Linked DNA regions of Homo sapiens: all the other regions are linked to region 3. A link is a loop called in an ENCODE intact Hi-C map of the cell type or tissue named here. Cell type or tissue: HepG2. All regions are shown on one strand. Links, peaks and the distances in the headings refer to the core of each region. The heading gives the core; the rest is flanking DNA. Region 1 has its middle 77 kb from the start of UPP2. Region 2 overlaps CCDC148 (coiled-coil domain containing 148). Region 3 overlaps PKP4 (plakophilin 4).

Region 1 (6,977 bases), core at 766-5,765, 590 kb after region 3:
TTTTATAAGGGAAGCAGAGCATAAAAGTTTGGAAAATCTGCAGCCTGACAATGTGATAGAAAAAGAAAAACCCATTTTCTAAGAAGATATTCAAGCAAGCTGCAGAAATTTGCATAAGTAAGAGGAGCCAAATGTTAATCTCCAAGAAAATGGAGAAAATGTCTCCAGGGCATGTCAGAGATCTTCACAACAGCCCCTCCCAACACAGGCCCAGAGGCCTAGGAGAAAATGGTTTCGTGGGCCTGGCCCAGGATCCCAGTGCTGTGTGCAGCCCAGGGACTTGGTGCCCTGCATCCCAGTCACTCCAGCCGTGGCTGAAAGAAGCCAATGTAGAGCTCAGGCCATGACTTTAGAGGATACAAGCCCCAAACCTTGGGAGCTTCCACATGGTGTTGAGCCTGCAAGTGCACAGAAGTCAAGAATTGGGGTTTGGAAACCTCCGCCTAGATTTCAGATGTATAGAAATGCCTGGATACCCAGGCAGAAGTTTGCTGCAGGGGTGGGGCACTCATGGAGAATTACTGCTAGGTCAGTGCAGAAGGGAAATGTGGGGTCAGATCCCCCACACAGAGCCCCTACTGGGGTACCGTCTAGTGGAGCTATGAAAAGAGGGCCACCATCCTCCAGACTCCAGAATGGTAGATCCACCAACAGCTTGCACCATTTGCCTGGAAAAGCCACAGACACTCAATGCCAGCCCATGAAAGCAGTCAGGAGGGAGGCTGTACCCTACAAAGCCATAGGGGTGGAGCTGCCCAGGATCATAGAAACTTACCTCTTGCATCAGTGTGACCTGGATGTGAGACCTGGAGTCAAAAGAGATCATTTTGGCGCTTTAAAATTTGACTGCCCCGCTGGATTTCGGACTTGCATGGGTCCTGTAACCCCTTTGTTTTGTCCAATTGCTTCCATTTGGAATGGCTGTATTTACCCAATACCTGTACCCCCATTGTATCTAGGAAGTAACCAGCTTGCTTTTGATTTTACAGGCTCATAAGTGGAAGGGACTTGCCTTGTCTCAGATGAGACTTTGGACTGTGGACTTTTCAGTTAATGCTGAAATGAGTTAAGACTTTAGGGGACTGTTGGGAAGGCAATGATTGGTTTTGAAATGTGAGGACATGAGATTTGGAGGAGCCGGGGTGGAATGATAAAGGTTTGGCTGTGTCCCCACCCAAATCTCATCTTGAATTGTACTCCCATGATTCACAAGTGTTGTGAGAGGGACCCGGTGCGAGATAATTTGAATCATGGGGGCAGTTTCCCCCATACTGTTCTCGTAGTAGCGAATAAGTCTCAAGAGATCTGATAGTTTTATCAGGGGTTTCCGCTTTTGCATCTTCCTCACTTCTTCTTGCTGTCACTATGTAAGAAGTGCCTTTCCCCTCCCACCATGATTCTGAGGTCTCTCCGGCCATGTGGAAATGTAAGTCCAATTAAACCTCTTTTTCTTCCCAGTTTTGGGTATGTCTTTATCAGCGGCATGAAAATGGACTAATACAGACTGCTTGCCTGTTATATTTTATATTAAACATGACCTGGTCATCTCATGGCAGTCAGCAGGTTTGAACTCTTTCTGTGTGGCCAACTTTGGGAAGCCACTCTCCTGGAGCCACAGGTAATGTCATGGAAAAAGAGTCTTGCCAAGGCGGTGACTTATGAAGTATCCCCTCTCCTCAACCATATATGCATCTCCTCCATCTACCAAGCAGCACAGAGAGGGTTCCCATGAGATATAGTCCTAGAGAGACGCTCGTTCTTACATTGGGAACATGAGTCCTGCTCTCTGTATATGCTGTCATCCAATTTTGCCTGCAGTGAGCTGGCCTGATCAGAGAACAACCAAAGGACAGCTGTCCCTCAGAACAATCAGGACCTTGAGACCTTTACTTGGGCCCCACACTGTCCTACTTTCTGCTTGAGAGCTGAAGGCATATTTCTAGAAAGAAGGCAGCCTAAGCACCAAGGGTAATGCTCTGGGAATTTTCAGCCCCCGATGCTGCTCTGCGAGGATAAGAGAAGAGGCAGAAAGAGAAACCTCTTAGAATCCTCTCCCACACTCTCCAAATATCTAAGAAACCAGGCCGCCTCAGGTCTCTTGTCGACAAGAGCTTTCCCTTCCCACCATTTCCTAACCTCACAAAGAGCACGACGGGAGATACAATGAAGAAGGCTGGAGAGGAAGGCCTCAGCTATGGAGGCTGCTGTACTTCATCACCACCTCTTATGTCCTGGTGGCCTTTTGCCTCCCTCGATTATGTCCTCTTTCTTTCCGGGGCTGCTTCTTCCAGACGAAGCTGAAATGAGAGGGTAGGATGTGAGGCCAACTTTCCCATGTGCCCTTGGAACACGAGGATGTGATGTTTATCCCTCCAGACCCCCTTCTACTGACCTCTCTACGCACATTGTTCTGGAATTCAGATGCGTCAGAGGATGTCTTCCGTGTGAGGCTCTGGCCAGGAGTTGCTCTCTGAACTAATTTTACACAGATGTGTACACATATGGCCCAAAGCCCACTAAGTGACCAGCAGCCTTGTCCCCAGCATTCTCTGCTGGTCTGATGCCATTGCTATATTTTCCAACCTATCCCTGTGGAATGGTGACCGTGGCCTCACCATAAACCCCAACTACTGGCTGCTCTGTCCTTGAGGTCACAGGCTGGCAGTGACCTTGCCAGTGGCTCGGCCTCCCGGAGGCTTGAGGCAGGGCTTCTTGGCTTGCAGTTGCACTGTGGTGAGTCCTCAAGGCCTCCTGTACCCTGCTCTTAGCCTGTTTGGCTTCCCTCCCCTGTAGCTGCTCCTCCCTGCAGGCCTGCTGGCCTCCACACTCCAGGACAGTTAGGATAACATCTAAAGCACGTGGAGTTGCTGGGAAGAAAGGCTCAGGTCTGCATCAGCCAAGCCACAGCTCTGCTGTCATTTTTGGTCCACAATGGCCCTGGGGTTATTGCATTTATCCAGAGCATTTCCACACCCACACCCTTCCCTCCACCCTGACCTTTTTATATTTTCTGATCTTTTTTTTTTTTTTTTTTGAGAGGGAGTCTTGCTCTGTCACCCAGGCTGGAGTGCAAAGGCACGATCTCAGCTCACTGCAGCCTCCACCTCCCGGGTTCAAGCGATTCTCCTGCCTCAGCCTCCCAAGTAGCTGGGATTACAGGCACCCCGCCATCATGCCTGGCTAATTTTTATATTTTTGTAGAGACGGGGTTTCACCATGTTGTCCAGGCTGGTCTTGAACTCCTGACCTCAGGTGATTCACCCGCCTTGGCCTCCCAAAATGCTGGGATTACAGGTGTGAGCCACTGCACCTGGCCCTATTTTCTGATCTTGATTATGCACCAATAAAAAGAAAAATTTACCAGATGATAATTTTTTTTTATTTTTTATGACCAGATTGCACCTGCTACTTTTCCAAAAAGCCAACTTTTCAGAATGCTTTAAAAAACACTCCCTTTAAGTGACACATTTCATTTTGCAAAGACTATGGCTTTTTCTCAAACAGATTTTTATCTTTTTTCTGGGGTCTGATGTGGAAACCTCACTAAATTCCTCCATCTAGATCATGTCAGTATTTGATTAAAATGTGAGTTTGAAGGCTCTCCTGTGAAGCCATTTCTTCTTGCATCCTTTTAAAATTAACACTCACGTTAAAAACTGATGACATTTAACATTGAAAATAAGCTAAACCTGATGGTAACTCTCTGAGCTCTTCAAATTGACGCCGAAGGTGGCCACCTTGTGGCTGTTGTGGAAACTGCCACTTAGACCTGATTTTTCCCAGGCGTTGGGGCCCTACTGCTAATTAAATTAAATGACTCTTAAGATTATCTTTTCCCATGCAGTTTACATCCCAATCCTGCTCCTCTACAGGTCAACTTGTAGTGATATCCTGGCAGTTTGGGGGCAAGAAAGCTATTCTAAATGGCCTCAGTGGGTTAGTTGAAAGAAACCTTTTGGTCCTTAAACTAAGGAGAAGAGATAACCTCCCAGGAAGCCCAGGTCTTTGTCTTCCTCAAACCTTATATGCTCTAAGTCCCATATTTTAAAAAATATGCTCCAGGGGATCCCTATATCCGCATTCCTGGGTAAGATCTTTAAAATGCAGGTTGCTGGGGTCCCTCCTCAAGACCTAAGAATTGGAATGTCTAAGTCCTGGGATTTGCATTTTAAACAAATTTCTCAGGTGAATTTTTAATGCACATTCAAGTTCTAACAATGCTACATTTTAGTCTACTAAGGAAAGAAACTGGAGACCTAACATATGAAATGCTTTTGACGCAGGCAATCTCCCTTGGGCCCTGGGAGGGAGGGGATCCAGAGCTGAAGAGAGCTCAAGAGACCAATGCAGGAGTTCTCAAAAGCCCCTGACAACCCAAATGTTTGCTGCTTGAACATAGGAGGCTCCACCACAGTGACCTGGCAACTTCGGTCGAACCCTCTAAACAAGAAGCCATGGGCCACCAGAAGAGTGGCTGCTTGTGTATGGTGTCTCCCTCTGGCCTGCATAGGAAGCAGCAAAAGGCAGTTAGAAGGAGAGGCACCTCTGCTGGCTACTCCATCACCCCCACCCAACTCCCACCGTGTCCACCCCACCCCAAAGCTCCATGTCCCAACTCGATGTGAAAGGCAAGAGACCAGCTTCCAGGCCAGGCTCTCCTGCTGACCAGCTTTGTGAACTTGGACAGGTCGCTGGCTTCAGGTGTTATTGCTGTAAATGGAAGTAGCCAGATAACCATCACTTAGCTTCTTTCCAATTCTAACATTCTGTGATCTCATTTTGAGCTTTCAGAGGGAGAGGAGGCTCTTTATGAGAAGTGATCATGGGAGTCCAGATTCCAAGCTTAGCATTAAGCCTTTGCTGTTTGTAGCAATTAATTATTATGGAGTGTCACTGAGAATTGAGATCCTCTGCCAATACAAAAACAATAAACTTTTGCAATGTCAATTCTCTACATTGGGGGTAAAGCAGCACTGGACTGAAAGCCTTCCAAATGCCCCCCCCCAACTGACAGCAACCCCATGACCTCATCACACCCTCCCCTCCTCATGCACTATTCTCCAAAGACTTTAACACACCCCATCCTCACACACGCCCTTCCCACACCCACCCCCACCTCCCAATCAGGCCTCCTGTCTCTGAACCCACTTCCTGCTCTAGCATTCATCTTGTTGGGTGCTGAGATACCTGTAAGAATGTCTAGGTGGAGACTTCACCCAGATCATCCTTCTTATCCTTTCAAGATCATTGCCCCCAGGTGCCACTGCTCTGAGACTCCACCATTCCCTATGCATACTCAGCTCAGTTCTTAACCTGTGACATTATAATCATCTGCTTTTATGCCTGTATCCCTAAATGGAAGATCTGTGGCTGCCACATACTGAATATTCAATAAATGTTTCCTTGAATGAATGACAGTAGGAATGAAAGAATGAGTGGATAAATAAGGAATTAAGAAGATGCAAGCTGACTATCGTACAGAACCTCTATACCTATTCTTTGCACAAGTCTGGATGAGGAAAGAAGAACCTGGTCCAGACTGTCTTGACTCTGGAGCATTTTGGGGAGAAGATGGGAATGGAGGGCTGTGCCTGCAGTAGAAGTAGCATGGTAGGTTATCAAAGCACAGGTCAGTGAAATCAACTATTGTGTGGTGTCAATTTAGTGGGTTCAGACCAACATTTTTAAATGAAGTATAACATAATAGAATAAATTAGAAAACATGTCTCTTAGTAAGTTCCAGTACAGCTTTATGGAACTTTTTTTTTTTTTTTTTTTGAGACAAGTCTCACTCTGTTCCCTGGGCTGGAGTGCAGTGGTGTGATCTTGACTCACTGCAACGTCCGCCTCCCGGGTTCAAGCAATTCTCCTGCCTCAGCTTCCTGAGTAGCTGGGATTACAGGCGCCCGCCACTACGCCCAGCTAATTTTTTGTATTTTTAGTAGAGACAGGGTTTCACCATGTTGGCCAGGCTGGTCTCGAACTCCTGACGTCGTGATTCGCCCGCCTCGGCCTCCCAAAGTGCTGGGATTACAGGCATGAGCCACCGCACATGGCCAAGACTTTTATTATATAGACATGTGCAAAATATACTTCTTTACTACACACAGTGGTCAAAAAATGTAGAAGCCACTCATCTAGGAAATACTTCCTAATACTTTACTAAATACTTCATTGACTCAATTTGAAAAAAAAAAAAACTGCTGACTTTATGGTATGGCTTCCATTTATTGGAATGTGGGGATCCATTTGTCAGGAAATGTATATGGATTCCATGATGTTTTTGAGAGAGCTATATATTTTCTAATTACTTGAAATGATAATGATCTGATCTCATCTAATTTCAATTATGTTCAGAATAGGTATCTTTCATAGAGATAAATAATTTAAGAAAATTTTCCTAAAATAGGGACCTTCCCTCTGTTTTGTCTTTTATGTCTCCCCATGTAGAGCCTGTCTATGATGATAGTATAATACTAGCTCTCTCTCTTTCCTACCAAGGTGAAAAAGCCATTTTCTAAGAGTTAGTAGAAAAGAAGTGATAAAAGCAAATTAAAAATCTTAAATTCCAATATCAAACTTTGATAAATCTATCTAAATATCTCCATGGGAAATCATAGTGACAGGTGAGATAATAAAATTAAAATCTCAAAGGAAGGCAAATATCAACTAGCTTTGTTAAGAACATGAATCCAAGCACATAGGATACAATTTCTTCTCTGCTGTGTTTTGTTCTCCTCCGATGAACAGACAGCCATGTGTTAGGCTTTCCCTGGTTTGGCCATAACACTGTCCCCAGTCTCGTCTGTTGACACCATATGGGATTGTCACGCTTCTTTGTTTATGAAGAGTCTCCTGGAATCTTAAAATTAAGTTTCAGTATCAGACCAGCATCCAAAACCAATCCAGATACATACTTAGACTGGCTTGGTGTTTAAAAAGACTTCATGTTAACAGTTAAAAGTCAGAACATTTCT
Region 2 (6,977 bases), core at 873-5,872, 440 kb after region 3:
AAACACCTGATAGTAGCACCTCCAGCACATGCCTGTTTAAAGATTTCTTGTTGCATATTGACTAAGCCACATGACTTAAACACTAAGTAGCAAGTTTGATTATAAACTGCCTTTAATTCAGTAGGGCAAATTACTTGCCTGAAATGTTAGGTGGTAGGGGGAGTTCCATACTAGTTAGAGACCCTAATGAAGATACGTCTTTATGCTCCATTTTATTGCTTAAGTTTTTTGTTTGTTTCTTTGTTTGTTTTAAATTGTAGAACTTGCCACTATTGACCATTTGTCAGAAGTCTTTTTCCCCCTTGGTGGCTGTAGCTTCTTTTGAGAGGAAAGTTAGCTGTGACTCCAGATAAAAGGGAGATCAAGATTTGGTACTTATCATTTTGCCCGGTTCTCACTGAAGTTTCAGTGAAGCCCAGGGAAGCTGTTACTACGGATCAAGGTGTTTCCAAACATTTGCATTTGTATACTCATTTCTTAGAGTGCTGTGCACACATTAAAATGTCTCATAAATGATACATAAATTCTCCATTTCTACATGAAAGCATACTGTCCCTTCAACTACACTCAGGCCTGGAGGCTTAAATAAAATCCTTTCCAGATTATTGTTAGTGCTGTGCCGGATTCTGCAGCAGCTGTTGCTTTTGAACAATATGATGCTTCTCCTCCCCCAAGAGAAGTCGAAAATGCCTCTTTTGCAGCACTTTCAACCTTTGTAGACTCAGGGAGCATATAATAGACTGAGAAATGAACCCAAGACGGTTTCTGTTTGGGAATTCAGTGCACAACTTAAAAACTATTGAGTTTAGCCACTTCCTGACATTGACTTTCATAGCAACAGTTTAATTTGGAGAAAATCTGCTACCTCAAGTGGCTAAAAGTATTTATGTGGAAAAATTTCCAAATGATTGACTTTACTGTGTTGCTATTTTCTTTCCCCATGAATATGTGAGTATTTGGCTTCCTCCCAGGAGTTTTTCTGCATCACTTCTCTTTAGGCAAAGAAAATTTTCTATCCAGAGTAGAAGAAGCACCAAGAGTTTCTCCTTTTTTAAGTGAAGTATTATTGAGTTTAAACCATAGCATCTGTAAAAATGAAGAATTTGAGTGTGTCTCCTAAGTCCTGAAATTTTTTCATGGCCAATCCTTCAGGCAGTCAGAGTAACCTTGATCATCACTTTGGAGCCAATGCAACTGTGGTCGGCTCTGTGCACCCTCCAGCTCCGCCTTGTCTCTCGCCTCTCCATTTGCATCAGTTTTGCTGCAGGACTTGTTTGTCTCCATGCCCTCTCTTACTGCCTTACCTCACCTCATCCACCTCTGTGGGATGTTCTCACCAAGGTCACCAATGACTCCCTGTTGTTTAACCCAATCATTATTTTGCACTAGAATTGATCTTTCTGTAGCATTTGATGTTGTTGACCCCATTTTCCCTAACATCTTAGGACCACTTATCCTCCTCACTTCCCTAAATGGTTTCCTCTCCTTCTTTCCCTTTCCTAAGTGTTGTTTCCTTAGGAATCAATCCCAGGCCTACCTCTCTTCTTACTCTACACTCTTTTTCTAGATGGTGGCATCTGCCTTGTGGCTTCAATTCCGTTCTACTGGTAAAGACTCCCCATGTATTTCTCCAGCCCAGATCTTGTGAAGACAGGTCTGTGTTCAAACTGAACTTAATTCTTTCACCTCCCTGTTTCTCATGTGAGTTCCCAGTCTTAGGGAGGAACACCCCTGTTCACTGTGTAAGAGAAAATTTCCTCTATCTCTTTCCCTCTCCCATAAAATAAATGAAAACTTTCTGTTGATTTTTATTTTCTACATGTCCTTTAAATCCCTATCTTTTCCCAACCTCCTATGAGTACTCTTCCCCCATCCTAGATCAGGAGGCCTTCCATTCCCATCTGGATTGCTCATCTCTAGTCTTGCCTCCCAACAACCCATCCTGCATATCACAGCAGATACTTCTCCCTGATCAAAACCTCTCATGCTTTCAAAACCCCCACAGTCCAGCCCCTCTTGCTTCTCTAGCTTCAGTTCTTGGCCCTCTGCACCTTATTTTGCTCATTTTTGGTTATTCTGAATGTCTTTTAAGACATACCTGCTCACTCTCACCTCTGGGCCTTCAAATGCTACTTTTTTGTCTGAATCATTCTTTCTATTCTCTCCCCTCCTGGTGCATTCCTGCTCCTTCTTTGGATCTTAAATTCAGAGTACTTCCTCCTATTATAGATACTGCCCTAAAAGCCCCAAGTCTGGGAAAGCTGTCTTTCCCATGGTCTCTGCCCCATTGTCCCATCAGAGCACAAGCTGCCCTGTATCATAATTGCCTGGGTCTTTGTATCTACATTGGATTGTCAGTTCTTCGAGGACAGGAGCATGTCTCCCATGTTGACGTTGTATCACCAGTGCCTAACACAGCCCTTGATGCATGGCAGGTGCTCAACAAATACCTGTTAAATAAATGAATAAGCCTCAAAGTAAATGATGAGTCAGCCTTCTCTACCACACAAGTACAAATGCCTTTCTCTCATTTGCAATTTCTTCCTCACTAGTCAAGCTCCCCTGACTGTAACAACTATTACTTTTCCACAAAACAGACAAAAACTTTGTTGCAGACAAAGCAACCTATATATCCCAAAGGAAGAGAAACTTTCCAAAGGTTCTGAGAATTAGCATATGGTAATTGTCAAATCCCAGGGTATTTTTTAATTGAACCTTCACAGTAGTTCACTTAGCTTGTACTCAGTGCTTAAATTGAGTAGAACCTCATTAGGGAGGTTGTGTCATGTCATGCCTTAGTGAAAGTGGAGAGAATGAGAAATAGAGCTTTCCATGACATGGAGGCGTGAGAGAAAGGGAGCATTCTGGTTTGTGGGCTCTTTAATCTATGTGTCTTGACTATATTGACTCCTGATTTTGGCAAGAACACTCATGGCCATCAAAGGAGGTTAGGATTTTCCTTCTAAATCTCATTCTGGGTTTTGTATTCCACAAGGATCCACTGTGTGCTTCCCTCCTTTCCTCTCCTGTGTCTCTCCTTTCATGACAGACTCATGAGCAACCTGTTTCTGGGGTATTCCTCCCCAGGAGCATGTCTTCCTAAGGGAACCCTGTGGCTGCAGCCTCAGCCACCAGTACTTGCCTGGGCTTCTCTGTCACTCATCATTCACTTGTTCTGTTCTTGCCACCCTGAGCTCTTCCCCTCTCGTGGCCTCCATGACTAGGTCAAGGCAAGTGAGGGCCACTCTCAGATGCCAGCCCTGCACTTGCTGTCTCTGCCTGGAATCCTAATCCTCAAGACCCTGCTCAGATACTGCCTCCTCCGTGAAGCTCTTGCTAAGTTTAGCCAGCCCCTCCCACAGTGCAGTGATTGGTCATCTCACCTTTCTCCAAATTCTCAGTGGCTCTTATTTGTACGTCTCTTAAGATCACATGTCTATGCTTCTATTTCTTTATATCCATAAAATGGAATTAAAAAATGGCAACCCAGCATGTGATTGTTGTGAGGTCTAAATGACCTAAAACATATAAAGCACTTAGCACAAGACCTGATGCAGGGTGAACACGCAGTAAATACCAGAATCCAGAATGTAAAAGGTCTAGTGAAGGTGTCTCCACCTTGGAAAATGCAGGTGTGCACACTAAGGGTAAAGGACATTTGTGACTGATGCCACAGAGAAAGCTAAATCTTTCAATGATGAAAGGCAGAGGTGGAGAGCTAATACTCCCCTGAGAACCCAGGTGCCTACTCTTTTGAAAGGATGAATTCCATCTCTATAATTCAGTAGAAGTATAGCTTGGGCAAGGAGATGGCAAGGGAGGCTGCCCAAAAAAGGCAGCAGAGGAGGGCCAAGGAGCTCAGGGCTTTAAGCTGGTATTTAAGTGGGCCATATTTTAATAGCCGATGATTTTAAGGGGGTTGGAAATAGAATGCTAAGGGAAAGTCATGTTTTTGCTGCCATCTACAGATGTCAAAGTGCAATTTTAAAAGTTGCTTAACACACATACGCACCTACTCAGAAAGTGAGAATGTAGATGACAATATATGTAAAGTTTAAGTTCTAGTAAGTAAAATAATTTAGACATATTATTATAGTAGCTTATTTTACTTTTCCTTCTAAAAATTTGTATATTTAATCAGTAATGTAAACTTTCTAACAACCCAAGGTGTGCTAAAGCTTCTCATTGGGAGACCACTATAATAGCTCACTTGAAAGTGAGCCAGTCACCTCTCAGGGCAGGTTAGCCAGAGCCATGGCAGCCAGTGGGTACTCTGAGAGTTAATAAAGTGATTTCAATGAGGAATGAGATGAACTGAATTTTACTCCCACGCTTTCCTGTATTTCTCTGGTTGTTATTAGAATTACTATGAATTCCTGTAATCTCAGCACTTTGGGTGGCCAAGGCAGGCGGATCACGAGGTCAGGAGATTGAGACCATCCTGGCCAACATGGTGAAACTCCGTCTCTACTAAAAATACAAAAATTAGCTGGGCATGGTGGCGGGTACCTGTAATCCCAGCTACTCGGGAGGCTGAGACAGGAGAATTGCTTGGACCCAGGAGGCAGAGGTTGCAGTGAGCCAAGATCGTGCCTCTGCACTCAAGCCAAGACTGTGTCTCAAAAAAAAAAAAAAAAAAAAAAATTGCATTTTATATGAGTGTCTTTTATTGATTTGGACTTGAGAAATCAGTAAAAAAAAAAATGTGACAGTGCTGTTACCTCTGAGATGTGTTCTGCCCCTATGCTGTTTTCTGTACAATCTCCAATATTATTATGATGCTTCCACAACTTCCTTCTGTGTTATTTTTAAAGGGTTAAATATAGACAAGAATTATTGGAAAGGCGTTTGATGGAGAAAAAGGAAGTGGCCCTTCAAGAAGCTCATGAAGACAAAGAGAGAGCACGGCGGCTAGAAGCCCTTAGGAAACAGGTGTTTTTCATTTGGAAATTTTCATGGGTGGTTTTTTTAAAAAAAATGTTTCTAAGTGCTCTTAATAGCATTCTTACTGGGGCTTAGTTCATGACATCTGCTATATAAAATTTAACTTTTCCAAATGGGGATACTGCTGTTCATTCCTGGGAGCAATTAGATTATATTGAACCATTTCCAGTTTCTCAGTGTATTGAAAGAACTTTATCATCACCTTTTAAAAAGCTCTCCCAAGATTTAACTATATCTATATCACCTAGAGTTTATTAGCTGGATAGTATCCATTTACAACAGTGAGGCTCTACATCTAGTCTACGAATTTTACTGTCCTCAAAAAACCTGGTGGAGTTCGAGCAAGATAATCTTCTTTGGCATAGGAGCCTCCCTTTGGAAACATCCCACAGTCAACAAATGTGTTAAAAACAGTTTTTTAGAAAATACCTATTTTGTGGAGAAATAAAAGCCTCCTATCACTTTGCCTAGTGAAAGTAAGCAAAAGTAGATGAAAATGGATGGTAGATGGCAAGGGTGAGAATTTAAGAACTTAGGAAATGTGATAGTTTTACTTGGTAGTTTTTCAGAGTTTTGAACTTGAAGGGGTTGTTTCAACTCAAAATCTCTAAAATCTTCATTGACACCGTTTCCCAGCTAATAGGAAAGGACTACTTGGTTTCCCTCCTGTGTTGCTGGAGGGAACACAGAATCATGGATAAGAACTTGGCCTCTGGTGTCCTTCCAACCTGGTACAAGCTGGTTGTGTACTCACCGGCACTGGAAACAGGTCATTTACTTAACCTCCGTAAGCTTTATTTCTTCATCTGAAAAATGGGAATAATAGGATCTGTCTGATAGGTTTGCAATAATGTGAGTTCAAATTTATTATTTACTAAGTGTAAAGCCCTCTTCTAAATGCTGTTAGGTATTACTTCAATTTCTACAACAACTTTATGACGTGGGCAATATTAATATCCCCATTTTATAGGAGAGGAAACAGAGGAGACACCGAGGTTAGGTGCTTTCTTCAAAGTCACACAGCTAGTAAATGTTATACTGATTCAAACCAAGGAAGTCTAGCTAAATGAGATGGTATAGATGTGGCATAAATGCATACGACTATTATATCATCATCTTCTTTGATAAAAAAAGATTATAAAGATAAATTTAAAGCATAGGAATGTAAGTCCTGGTAATCCTGGATCCTACAAAATTTTAGTTATTCAACTTATATATCATGGCCTTCTGGGTACAAGACTTAATGTCACTATTACTGAACACATTCTTGTTCAAAACATAACTTTGATAACTACAGTCTATATGATTAGAATTCTTTCCATCTGTGAATGCTTTGAAAGAGGAAATAGCTGTTATCTCTTATCTATAATCAGTATTTAGAACTGTGATGTAAGCTATTTTAGCTAGCAAACCTAAAATAATTAAAGCATGTTCAACCCTCAGTTATTTTATTACAGTCTTTAAATGGCATTAAGAATGCCATTTTCTTCATGCTAATTCTTGACTTTCAGAATTAATAGGCAGGTGTTACTAATGGTGCATATCATTTACAAAATTAGTGACTTCTTTTCATTAAGATGCAGGTTTGAATTATAAAAGACAAGGGCATTTGGGTTAAAATGACTTTGCAATTTTTCAGTAGAAGGAGGACAATGGTTTATAGCAGTCCCTGGAAATCTAGTTGCCTGGTACAAAGGAAATTCACCCACCTTGTTCACTAATGCCAACACACTTGACCCAAGAATTATATGCTCTAGATCCAGTTCAATCAGGTTAAACTTCCTAGGAAACTTCATGGGGTTGTTACCATAACCATAAATTGCTAATGGTCAAAAAGTGAATTTTTTTTTACTTTCTGTGACTTTCAAGTTGGTTGAATATGTAAGGTTTTCTATATGAGATTTCCTGTGACTTCATATCAGAAAGATAAATTGTTTTCTGAAATTAATTATAATTATTCAATCATTAGCAAATAACTATATGCCAAGGCATTTTAATATTTTGTCTTATATGTATTGTCTTGTTTTGTTTTA
Region 3 (6,977 bases), core at 1,077-6,076:
CAAAGCATCCCCAACAGCAAAAGAATAAATATATAATCTGAGGACTTGGGGTGCAGCCTGAAGTTGCTTGCCACATGCACAAGATTTCCCATTTTAGCTTGAAAAATTCATATGTTATATTTGTGTTTAATACAAACATGTTTTAAATGACTCTGAAATTTCTCCTGAATTGCTGAGCAAAAGTGCCAAAGTTGTATTATGTTTCTCTGTGGGCGTTGGGAACCGTGACCCATTGCTGTGTACCTGTAGAGCTTCCTGTATTGCAGTAGAAGCAGCACAGTGTCCTCCTAACTTATTTGATTATCTTGCTACTTTTCAGCTCTAAAGAAAGCACTGGGGTTTTGGGGTCCTGGCACAGATAGTTAGCCTCACTGGTTACCACCATGCAGGACTCCTATTGCCTCTCTGAATCCTGGGACATGCTGGTGGACTGATGTGAATACAGTGGTAATGAGAAAGGAGCTGAAGAGTTTTTATAAATATACATGCAATATATATTTTTTGCTATCAAGTTAGAGAACCCTAACTTAACAGAATGGATATGTTTCTATACAATAACTTTCTTTAAGCAGGAATAGCTGTATTCTATCTAGTAAAAGAAAAGAAATGTAGTTTTAGAGAATAATTCCAGTGATGATGGTAATAACCTTTGGTTAGAATGGGCAAATCCCATTTTATGCAGGTGTGGGTATAGCACCCTGCCCTCTAGAGCTTTTTATAGCATATTTTAGCCCTAGTATTTTTAGGAACTCATAACCCCTCAGGGACCAAAACATTCCATTCAACTCTCTTACATTCCCCTTAGACTCTTCTCCTCATGCCAAACTTGTTGTTTCCAGAAGAATTACTCTACTGTATCCAGGAACTCATCAGAATTCATCAATGGGAGCTAACTCATAGAAACAAACATATTTAACATTGTATCTCAAATAGAATAAAATGATTTTACTATTTTATCCATTCTATAAAAATTGTACACATTTATTTCTAATAAGAAATACCTATAACAGATATTCAACTAGGAGTGTATTTCTTTTTTTTTCCTTTTTTTTTTTTTTGTTTTGAGACGGAGTCTCGCTCTGTCGCCCAGGCTGGAGTGCAGTGGTGCGATCTCGGCTCACTGCAAGCTCTGCCTCCTGGGCTCAAGTGATTCTCCTGCCTCAGCCTCCCGAGTTGCTGAGATTACAGGCGCCCGCCACCACGCCCGGCTAATTTTTGTATTTTTAGTAGAGACGGGGTTTCGCCATGTTAGGCAGGCTGGTCTTGAACTCCTGACCTCAGGTGATCCACCCGCCTCGGCCTCCCAAAATGCTGGGATTACAGGCATGAGCCACTGTGCCCGGCCGGAAGGTATTTCTTTGCAGAGATCTTGATGCGTTTGGCTTACCTGAACCAGTGTTTGTCCTTCAGCTCTTGAATTCCTCACCACATGGTTGTTAGTTGATCCTATGAATGAATGCTGCTGTCTGTTGTCTGCCTTGCTCACGTTCTGGCTGTTGTGGAAACTCCCTGCTTCCTGGTATCCACTGTCGGAATAAGAATTCATTTGTGTTGAACTTCTTGAGTTACCCAATGATCCTGTAAGAATGAAACCAAGAAATATCTTTATTATACACACTTCTGACACTCGCTTTCAAGAATAAAATCTTAAAAGCAAATCCAGTACTTAAAAGATAACACAACAGACCCTCACTTTCATGGAGAGATGTCTGTTCTGGTGAATAGAGGGTTCCTTGTTCTGGCTCTGTCCTGATGAGATAGTTGTTGGGCTGGACAGCGTCAGAAACTCTAGGTTTGCTTACACCAGTATTTGGCACGTCTGTAACAAGAAAAGTTTAATCAGCTAAATATAATAACATTACATAAAAACTTGCTAAAAAAGGTTCAGATGTTTGTCAACAGCATCTTAGAATCTATATGCTAATACAAGGCTATTATTTTCAGCTTACACAGCACATCTGACTCTTAACTATATGAATGTGTTCCATATACTTATACTTCATTAATATATTTTGCTGAATTTCATGAATGTTGTTTGTTGTGATTGTAAGTCTCAATATTAAATCAAAATCTGAAAACTGATCCTGTTCCTCTTGGAAAACTGACCTCTCAGACACCTTCCTCCAAGGGATTAAAAGACTGAGAATGGAGACCAAGTATTTCAAGAAGGGTCCTCCATCTTCCAAACAATTAAAAATGAAAACTTACACAACGTTCATATTATTGAGCTTGGTGATGAAGCCTCTGAAGGTAGAGCACATTTTATGTTATATTTCATGTCACTTACAGTCAAAGGAACTCTATACAAAGTTTTAGAATTGCAAGCAATGAAAATTTTCTTGTTCACCTGCTTATTTTATTCCTTTAGCCTTTTTTAAAGGAATATAGGCAAGTCTAACCTAACCATTGTTTCTTCCAGCCAAACTCATCTCTTCCATTATCTGCTTTAATTTAACAGTACCATTTGCCATCCTGAACTTGAAAAAAACAAACCCCATTCAAACTTCTGTTTTTTATGCCGTAAACTTAGGTGGTGTAGATCATGCTTCCTTTTCCCAATTCGATTCCCGTATGTCCTTCTTTCTCTAATATCTTCAAAATGTATTTTCCCATTTTCTGATGGACTTCAATACAAGCCATTCCTTCCTTGCATTTAACCCTTATATTATTAACAAACTTTCTTTCAGAAATGCTACTTCACTCTCACTTCAAAGATAATTAAGTTCTTATCACATTCTGAGTTTAACATACAATCCTAAGGATTTAAATGTCTACCTCCTTTCCTCCCTCCCTGTCTCCCTCTGGGCCCTATTACATGCCAGGCCCTATGCAGTTATGAGAGAAGGTAAGGGGTGTGTGTGTGCGTGTGTGTGTGTGTCTGGGGGAATGGAGCTTAGGAAAATCTTCCTAAAGGAAGTAACATCTAAGTAGCATCCATTTACCACAGGAGGCCAGCCTTCTCTTTCTGTATAGCGCTTATCACCATTTCTCCCCACTAGAATATAAGCTCCACGAGGACAGACAGACTTTTATCTGGTTTGTTATATCCTCAGTGTCTAGGATGGTGCAGAGTACTCAGTAGGTGCTCAGTAAATATTTGTTGAACAAGCAAATTCCCAGTAACAACAGCAGCTTCCTTTTACTGAGTGCTGACTCATGCCTGGCATTGCATTGTGGCTTTACCTTACTGTGTTCAATGAAGTTTGGCTATGTAAAGCAAACTTCTTAGGGACTGCTGATTAAGCTGCTTTAGAAGGTGAATACAAGGTTTAAGGGAGAAGTGGGAAATCCCACTGCATTCTAAACCTTTAACTTGATGTCAGATTCAATTCAAGGTTTTGTTTCCTAGCCTCTGGAAAGATTAGCTGACATTCTTAGTATAGGTTTTTACCGACCTGTCTCCTGTTATATTATTTGACAGAATGCTTCTGTATGGTAGAATTCTGTGACAGTTCTGATTGCTTCAGTTTGGAATTTCAACAAAGATTAAAGATTGTATATGGTTTCCCTGGTACACGTTGAAACATGAGCTGAGTCACTGTCAGGCTGACAATACCAGAAAGTGCTCTGCTTTACTTGTACATCTTCTATCATGAGTTTTCCAGAGTTCTAAACATTCTTATACAGTAATTCTCAAAGGAGTTTTGCTAAGGACTAAGTAAAATACCAAGGAATTGGAATAGCTGGGAATAGCTGCACAGGTGCTGGCCTGAAATCAGAGCTATGCAGCAGTCAACCTTTGTTCCATCAGGGACGGAAACCCTGGGAAAGCAAATACGAACTAGCAAGAAACTACAGATAAAAAGTACCACTGTGGTAGCCTCAAGGCTTCACATACATGGAAAAATGTTCTGTCTTGGAAAAGAAAAAGATGTTCAGATAGTTCTCAGCTTTACTTAAATATAAGGTAAAATCTAGGACACCAATATATTAAAGCTTTTGGCTTAGAAACACTAGGTGGCATGTAGTGTCAGGGTCTCAACATTTTTCACCATGGAAACCAAAACCATTAGAATTTTATGTAAGCTGCCCACCCACTTTTTAAAAAAAGCTATTCAGAGCTTAAAAAAAAAACAGAAAAAGAGAAACATACCCTAAAAATTGTAGCTCAGAAATTGTGTCTTTTCACTCAATGAAACATATTCTCAGAAACCATGTAACAATCTTGCTCATTTAAACTCTTCCTTATGAGAAGCTATTTAAAATAAATAACCTTAGAGAAAGCACAAATCATGAGATATGTGATTCCATACTGGTTGCCCTAATAAAACTTCACGAAATTAGTATCTCAAACAATACAAAATTATTCCAAAAGTAATATGACAGCCATATTCCTTTTAAATATTATGACCTGTGTTTCATATATTTTTTAATGCAACGCCCTAGAAAACAGAATCTAGAAAAGGACACTGAGATGCTAACTAGAACACTAAAATACAAAATTCTCAGGTACCCAGGATCTAATTTGAAAATCTAAGTAACTGGGTTTAAAGGATAGGACTTAGGTTTTGTGACCTATCTTTAAGTAAATATAAAACTAAGAGTTAATAAAAGATTTATTTAATATGAACTTTAGTATAAAGCAATCAACTTCTATTCTATAAATAAGGTCTTCAGTTATTTTTTCTTTTTTTTGAGACGGAGTCTCTACAGGCTGGAATGCAGTGGCATGATCTTGGCTCACTGCAATCTCTGCCTCCTGGGCTCAAGTGATTCTCGTGCCTCAGCCTCCTGAGTAGCTGGGATTACAGATGTGTTCCACCATGCCTGGCTAATTTCTGTATTTTTAGTAAAGATGGGGTTTCACCACGTTGGCCAGGCTGGCCTCAAACTCCTGACCCTAAGTGATCTGCCCATCTTGGCCTCCCAAAGTGCTGGGATTACAGGCGTGAGCCATTGTGCTCGGCCATTCAGTTATTTTTCTGTTTCCTTAGTAGAGCCCAATGATAATGAAGAATAGCTGCAGAGATCAAAGTATCCTGAAATCTATTCTGATTTATGAAAAGAAATTTAAATGGTTTTCAAAATAGTTTTACTATTTTCTTTGAAAACTTGTGATCCACAAATTATCTATATACATGCATAAACCTATATATGCACAGACATCATATCTCAGGTAAACAGAAGACACATCTTCTAATTTTACTGGATAAAGTATTCCTCACTGTAGTATGGTAAGGTTCACATTTACCAATTATGTATTATTTAAACAATCTTACTTTAAGATGAATGAATTTTAAAAACCTCTGCTATGTGGAATGAAAGATACTAGTCAAATTCACTAGAGAAGAGGTATATAGTGTGCAAATAACCATTTCATGATGAATGCTGTAACCTATAATTAAATAGTTGGAATATTAAAATTTAGCACAATTAGCATAAGAAATCAAGAGACATTTTTATAAGTAAAAATGGCAAACAGCATGTGAATGTTACTTCTTTAATCAGTGTACTGAAGAACATGTGTTGGTTTAAAAAAAAAAAATTCACAAACATGTTTTCTGGGACACCAGAAATATACTATGGGGAACTTTCAAACATCAAATTAGCATCTTCGAAAATGTATGTCTAAAAATACAGAAATTGAACAAGCTTCAAGGTAGAATGAAATCTCCATTTGTGCCTAAGACTGCAAAATTATTGGAATCATGGACTTTCTTGTCTTATTACATTTCATTTGAGTGCTCTAATATTTAAAACTATGTAATTAGAAAAAGTGTTACATTGCATCTATAGAAAATACTAGTGGGTAAGGGACAATAACGCTGTAGGGCTATGAAAATCTGGTATATTATCCACCTCATTAAGCTCATGGTAAAAGATGGAATACAAAGTGAGATATTTTATCTTTTTTATAATGTACATCCCCAAATATACAGTGTGTGCATGAAGATATGCTTAGTAAAAGAGTCTAAGGCCTCTTTAATGAACCTGAAATTATTAAAATGGTTCTGCTTTGTTAGTCTATGTCTTGCTGTACGAAACAGGGTCTGTAGTGTGTGTAAAATCACCATGGAAACAGGAACCCAGAGATCAGTAAGGAGATTTTTAGTATAGACAACCCTGTGACTAGTCTTTCATAGTCCAGCACACTGGAACCTCATGACAGGTTCTCCTTGTTTGAGTCTGTTCTGAGTTGCTATGGTGTTTAGGGGTTTGCCCTTACATAAAAGACAGTGTGGTGTGAGTTTTGGCAGGACTCTTGGGACAGCAATAGCACCCGAGGTTAAGGCAGATGATACTCTTCCTTGACGGTTTCTTCCAACTCTCTGGCTTGTGAGCTGAGGTTAGGCTGTCATACCCAGAGGGCAACATTTTGTGGAAAAAATGAGTAGAAACTGTTGTGTTACATGGACTCAACTTCCTCTCTGGTCATGGGGCTCTCCTTTCCTGTAGGACCACAGGCTTACGAAGGAGTCTACTTTCCACAGAGGTGCAGAAATTGTCCAGTGCCTCCTACGGCAAAAAAGCAAAGCCAAATTCTGGAAGAGAACATAGGTGGTGGCACCAAAAAGATTTCTCCTCTTTAGTACCTTCTGTGACATACAAGATTTATTTCTATAGCAGGTATGCTTATCATCAGAGGGAATGAGGTCACTGGGAAACGTTGTTTCAGAGTGAGAAATGTTGTTTCAGGGTGACGGAAACATGAAGCACCAATAGTATTCCTTCCTCCACAGGAGAAAATACAAGTTGACAGATATTTTAAGAATATTACACATACTTGGAGTTTGTTGATTCAAATATAAGCTACTATATACATAGGATATCATTTAAAAGTTGGATTTCAATGGAAGTGAAGACATAAGGAAAGGCAGAAAGACCATGTTTCTTGAAACTATTTCTGGTCTGGTTCTTGAGGGTTTCTAGATTCTTGGGTCTTGTGCATATTTATATTATCTTATCAATATTAATCAGGCAATGGCTCTAAAAATTTTACCCGTCTAAAAAGTGTTGTATAAAAAGGCCTCGGAAAA

The links. Peaks named below come from ENCODE experiments on the same cell type or tissue, not always from the same donor. Only the 100,000 strongest peaks of a DNase experiment are listed, where the experiment ranks them.
Region 1: it touches region 3 in a loop (4-fold over the local background); 2 of 110 quality-filtered maps call a loop at or near these places.
Region 2: it touches region 3 in a loop (4-fold over the local background); 7 of 110 quality-filtered maps call a loop at or near these places.

What each region holds. Positions count from the first base shown.
Region 1 is chr2:158,021,259-158,028,235 of GRCh38, reverse strand. It overlaps a transcript of UPP2 not described here. Among named protein-coding and RNA genes, the nearest start is that of UPP2, 77 kb to the left of the region's middle. In HepG2, for the core only: a CTCF peak has its summit at 3,741 (motif pointing left); a DNase peak (open chromatin) is centred at 3,735.
Region 2 is chr2:158,176,834-158,183,810 of GRCh38, reverse strand. It overlaps CCDC148 (coiled-coil domain containing 148), which reads left to right. Exons shown (of 14, transcript NM_138803.4): 12 at 4,815-4,932. CCDC148-AS1 (CCDC148 antisense RNA 1) reads right to left here. Exons shown (of 5, transcript NR_038850.1): 3 at 5,699-5,750. Among named protein-coding and RNA genes, the nearest start is that of CCDC148-AS1, 14 kb to the right of the region's middle. In HepG2, for the core only: a CTCF peak has its summit at 3,958; DNase peaks (open chromatin) are centred at 2,430 and 3,960.
Region 3 is chr2:158,615,832-158,622,808 of GRCh38, reverse strand. It overlaps PKP4 (plakophilin 4), which reads right to left. Exons shown (of 22, transcript NM_003628.6): 5 at 1,688-1,819; 6 at 1,388-1,578. Among named protein-coding and RNA genes, the nearest start is that of PKP4-AS1, 120 kb to the left of the region's middle. RefSeq lists an enhancer at 2,958-3,252. In HepG2, for the core only: no CTCF peak of the experiment used is centred there; DNase peaks (open chromatin) are centred at 3,158 and 3,768.